Regions from separate parts of the Homo sapiens genome. Here region 1 is linked to region 2. A link is a contact called in ENCODE Hi-C or POLR2A ChIA-PET data. All regions are on one chromosome and are shown on one strand. The core of a region is the stretch at or near the end of the contact, and the rest is flanking DNA. Distances in the headings are between cores, read along the strand shown.

Region 1 (2,804 bases), core at 129-2,628, 200 kb before region 2:
ATCACCAGTGTTTCTACTCCACAGAAGACCTGTGGTATTGCTAAATATTTGCCACTCTTTGATCCGTACGACTTTGGAGGAATTCATTTTGTAAATCTGGTCTTCCAAAAACTGTGATGGACTATGATGGATCATAGACTCAAAGGACTTCAAAGATCAGGGATATGATAGACCAAAGGGTGTATTTTTAAAAAGAGAAAACAAAACAAAACACACCTCAGAGGTAAATTTGCACTGAAGACCATCAGCATTCCTTGGACAATGTTATCTTTAATCTACCTTCCAACTCTAAATTTATTTTCTGTATTCCTATTCATCTTTGCTATGGCTGGAAAAGACAAAGCTATTTTATTGGTCACCAGCTAAACTAATTCCCCTTGTCTTTTTCATAATGCCACCTTCCCACCTCATAAACAAACAAAACCCTCAGCCAACAAACTAAAGAAGCTGTGACAGAAAGATAATTGATTCCTTTGTAGATATTGTCCATAGATTTTTAAGTATGTAATACAAAGTGCATATGTCAAAGCAAGAAAGCAAGAAATAGCCCAATTTCAATTTTATTTCTAGGTCAATAATCAGGGAAGGGCATTCAGAAAGGCACAGAATGAATGAAATCCCCATTTAGTTTGACCTTATTGTTCCCAGAAAAGTTCTTTCCCTTTAATTGCTTGATTTATCTTTGTCTTGCCTTACTAAAAGTTATGATTACTATGTGATAGGAAACTATTTGAAAGCTATTTTTCTTTCCTTTCCCCCTCCACCCCCAAATAGTACAGTACCATCTACATAATAAGTGTCTCATAAGTGTTAATGAGTTATAAACCAACTCAGATTACTAAAATAAAATCAGTCTAGCAGCTTTGGTGATGATTTTCTTATAAACAAGGTTAGGCACTGTGTCATTAAACACTGGGCCATTCTTTCCATAGCAGAATCAATACACATCTGCTCTTATGAGCCATTTTGGTTTTTAAGAAATTCTTGCTTGATCTCAATGCCAATCAGAAACCCAGCCTGTGACTCATGAACATTCCAGTCCCATGCTTAAGTCACGGATGGCAGCGAACAAGAGGAAAGTGTGATGGTGGCTGGATTCTTCAAACTTGCACCTTCTCACATGGCATGGCCTGGAAGGACTAGCTGATAGATGAGCAATTGTTCTGATGATATACATGACCAGGTATTCCGTTCTAGGGAAAAAGTAGACAGGTAGAAAACAAAGCATTCTTTAGTGATTTAGGGATCGCTGCCTCAGCAGTTAAATCCAGAGTTCTCATTTCAACGGGCAGCTACAACTCCAGGAAATGACCTCATGTCCTGGGGGTCATCAGCATCCAGCTAGGATATATAAAGGGCCCAGAGTGGAACGAGGACATTCACACCTGAGAACATCCAGCTCCTCTCAACAGCCCAACCCACACCAGCCTCAGACACCACCATGACCGGCTCCTGCTGCGGCTCCACCTTGTCCTCCCTGAGCTACGGGGGAGGCTGCTGCCAGCCCTGCTGCTGCCGCGACCCCTGCTGCTGCCGCCCCGTGACCTGCCAGACCACCGTGTGCCGCCCCGTGACCTGCGTGCCCCGCTGCACGCGCCCCATCTGCGAGCCCTGCCGCCGCCCGGTGTGCTGCGACCCCTGCTCCCTGCAGGAAGGCTGCTGCCGCCCCATCACCTGCTGCCCCTCGTCGTGCACGGCTGTGGTGTGCAGGCCCTGCTGCTGGGCCACCACCTGCTGCCAGCCTGTGTCTGTGCAGTCCCCCTGCTGCCGGCCTCCCTGCGGCCAGCCGACCCCTTGCAGCACCACCTGCAGGACCTCCTCCTGCTGAGACCCCACCTCTCCTCTCAACGCACGAAACATTCCCAGGTGCACAGAAGCTTGTGCAGACTCTTCTACCCCTTCTGGATCAGATGAGAGACTCCACCTTTGCAGCCTAGCTGATCCTCAAGCACGAATTCAACAATAACATCCTATCTATTTCCCCACATAATTATGCAGCTAATCCTGGCCCTCTCTGACAATCTTGAGAAAAATTCCAGCTTTCATCATTCGAATTCCTGGCTTGAAAAAAAAAACGAGTAAATAAAAATCAAAGCTCCTCTTGAATAGAACTCTGTCCCACTGACTCATCACCCTTTTTTCTACTGTTTCAAGGTTCTCAGATGAGATTTTTTTCTTCCAGGATAATACTATTTGTATGCTGTATTTTTGCACTGTAAAAAAAAATAAAATTATATTTCTGGGGAAGCAAACATTTCTTTTTATTTATTGTTTATTGCTCTTCAAAAGCTCATATTTAGCTTACATTACAGCATGCAGAACCAGAAGAACGAAAGGAGAGATTTTCTAAGGGCCATTTTTGAGCTTTAGAATAGGAACAACTCAGGTGGAAGGTCTATAATTTTAATAGCATTTCAAATAAATCTGATCATCTCATGATTCACCTTCATATTTCGAGTCGCAGGTTTTATGGTGATGCTGACGAAATGGTGAGACTACAGTAGGTCTCTGTAAACATAAACTTGACTTATGAATAATTCACACACATGATAAGGGGGAGGAAGTCTAAGCTAAGTTATAGCCCTATTTGTTCACCAATGTAGGAAACTGTACGGTAATTGATGTCAAACAAGACCTGGGAATCCCTAGCCACTGAACATCCTATGCTGGAGGAACCACTATCCCATCTTCTCCATGGTTCCCGTCAGCACCACCATGGCCAGTTCTACTTCCAGTGGAGTGGCTGCTGCTGAGAAGACAGGGAGAAATGAAGCCTTGGTTGTAATCATCCTAGTTTTGAGCTC
Region 2 (2,737 bases), core at 220-2,719:
AAAATATTTTTAATGGTTTCAGATCCTCCACTCATCTCACTTTATTATACGCTCAGCTCTCTTTGTCTAGCCTTCACCTTCCAGCACACATCCTAGGGTAACCTTTACCTTTCAGACTCAAAAGGATTTTATCAAGGCCTCTGAACAAGGTCCACAGCCCCCAAGTAATAAATAAAGGATTCTACTTCCCTGGTGCTCAAAAGTGTCTGCAAATAGTTACTGCTTTAAATAACATCTGTTTTCCTTACAACTACATAAGAATGGTGTGAGACTCAAAGGGGAAAGGATTTTGCACAAGTATAAATGCAAGGGTCATTTATTAGCTAGTACCATAGTTTCTCAGCATTCCCTTCTCTTGGAAATTTTTTACCACAAAGCTCCCAGAGCCATCACTCTGTAGGCAGCTTTTTCTCAGACTTCTGTGACTGAATGTTGGCTCAATCCTCTTGTCTTTTCTCTATACTCCCTCCCCAGGTAACCTCATCTGATCCCTCCCCAGCCTCTCCTCCCTGATCTTATCCCATGGGTTTTGTTTGTTTGTTTGAGAGGGAGTCTCGCTCTGTTGCCCAGGCTGGAGTACAATGGTGTAATCTTGGCTCACTGCAACCTCCACCTCCCAGGTTCAAGCGATTCTTCTGCCTCAGCCTCCTGAGTAGCTGGGGCTATAGGCATACACCACCACGCCCAGCTAATTTTTGTAATTTTGGTAGAGACAGGGTTTTGCCATGTTGGCCAGGATGGTCTCCATCTCTTGACCTCATGATCTGCCCGCCTCGGCCTCCCAAAGTGCTGGGATTACAGGTGTGAGCCACCGCACCCAGCCAATCCCATGGTTTTAAATAGCACCCACATATTGGTGACTTGTGGCAGCCTCCAGGTTGGTGCCAGTGATCCCTGCCTCCTGGTCTTCATTCCCTTGTGTAGTTCCTTCTCACAATGAACGAGGAGCAGATTTATTGAAGAAGTGACAGTATATGACCTCCAAAGATAGATCACAAAGGCCTTTCAGTTCTTCCTTGGTCTCCTGGACTATATGCTCTTGGGGAAGTCAGCTACCGGCAGGGTTATATCGTGGGGGAAAAAACTATCTGAAAAAAATTCGTGATTTCACAAAATTTCCCATTGAAGTTCCAATGGCTAGGATTTCATGGCACAGCCAGCAAGACCCAAATAATAGTCCTTTTCTGATACTATCTTGGCCAAAATATCCTATAAGTCTTCACTTGGCAAAGGAAGCATTACATTTCTTATTATGTAACTTCACTTTGCCCTGTTCTCACTGACAAGAAATGCAACTAGCACAGCATCTATCAGTCCCTTCGGGCGGCTAGAACAAAATACCTCGGACCGCGTGGCTTAAAAATGAGAGAAACTTATTTCTCACAGTTCTGGAGGCAGCTTCACTGTCTGATAAGGACCCGCTTTCTGGATCATACACAGCTTCTCGATATATCCTCACATGGCAGAAGGGACAAAGCAATGCCCCAGGGCCTCATTTATAAGGACAATAATCCCCTTCGCCAGGGCTCCACCCTCATGACCTAATCCACTCTCGAAAACCCCACCTCCTAATACTGGGTCATTGGTGATTAGGTCTCAACATACAAATATGGGGGGACAAAAACTTTCAGACCATAGCAGCATCCTTATCATGAGAGTCTATCCCTCATTCACTAGGCCACAAGCCCTAATTCAACACAGATGTGAGAGGTCCCTTTGGACTCGGCAAGTAATGAATTGCAGAAGTGGAAGGTCTGTCTTTAAAGAAAAGAACTCCTAAGAAAAAAAAACTGAATAAAGAATCCTATAGCAAAAGACAAGTACATTGTTTATGATTATCCTAAAATCTAAAATTTTACAAATTTAAATTTTTACTTTGATATGCATATGTTGTGTGTAAAAGCTAGTGGAAGGTCTGGAAAATACTGTATATATACTGAACTGTTATAGTAGTTATCTCTTGGGGATTAGCAAGGGGTTTGAAGAATACCTTTATTAAAATGTTTAACAAACAGCATATATGACTCTGATAATCAGAAAAAAAAATAAATGTTATTCTCCCAAACAAATGGCTTTGCAAATGGGTCACAGCAGGAAGGAACCACCTAGAAAAACAACCACGTAGAAAAACAAAGCCAAAGCTTTATTTCTTTAGGCTTTGTAAGAGTGCCATCTTCTGGAGTCTCAAGAAATGAACTTTAAAATAAACTAACCTGGCTGGGCGCGGTGGCTCATGCCTGTAATCCCAGCACTTTGGGAGGCCAAGGCAGGTGGGTCACTTGAGGTCAGGAGTTCGAGACCAGCCTGGCTAACATGGCGAAACCCTATCTCTACTAAAAATACAAAAATTAGCCAGGAGTGGTGGCGTGCGCCTGTAGTCCCAGCTACTAGGGAGGCTGAGGCAGGAGAATAGCTTGAACCCAGGAGGCGGAGGTTGCAGTGAGCCAAGATCACACCACTGCACTCCAGCCTGGGCAACAGAGCAAGATTCCGTCTCAAAAAATAAAATAAAATAAAATAAAAATAAGCTAAGCCTGTGTGTTCAAGCCACTTGAGATGTATTGATACTAGAAGGTTTATCTTTTAAAACAAGAAAGAAGAAAAAAAGCAAACCTTTTACAACGATCAACTTAGCAAATTAAAATTGTCTTATTTAACTAATAATTAGTTTCCAAAAAGTTCACCAGTAAGGAGGCAGTTCTACAAGGCATAAAGTGAAAAAGAAAGTTAGCAATTA

What was found. A loop is a pair of places that touch in the nucleus more often than their neighbours do. ChIA-PET counts read pairs that join two places held with the same protein, here RNA polymerase II (POLR2A). Pooled maps may share reads with other maps.
Region 1: a loop to region 2 is called in a map of mammary epithelial cell, with 14 times the contacts of the local background. The contact joins the promoter of KRTAP2-3 here to the enhancer-like site in region 2. A Hi-C loop is called at or near these places in 2 of 168 maps with a recorded cell type or tissue (Calu3 and mammary epithelial cell) and 2 of 50 pooled maps. POLR2A ChIA-PET finds 5 or more read pairs at or near these places in 1 of 52 experiments (Panc1).

What each region holds. Positions count from the first base shown.
Region 1 is chr17:41,058,688-41,061,491 of GRCh38, reverse strand. KRTAP2-3 (keratin associated protein 2-3) reads left to right here and starts at 1,378. Exons shown (of 1, transcript NM_001165252.2): 1 at 1,378-2,252. The coding sequence starts at 1,442. The coding sequence ends at 1,828. RefSeq lists enhancers at 1,059-1,633, 1,634-2,208.
Region 2 is chr17:40,856,603-40,859,339 of GRCh38, reverse strand. The region is part of intron 1 of LOC105371777 (a long non-coding RNA gene); the gene reads right to left. Among named protein-coding and RNA genes, the nearest start is that of KRT12, 9.3 kb to the left of the region's middle. RefSeq lists an enhancer at 2,049-2,343. Within about 2 kb of position 1,469, at least 2 of the 41 ENCODE cell types and tissues checked have a DNase peak (open chromatin) inside an H3K27ac peak, as active enhancers do.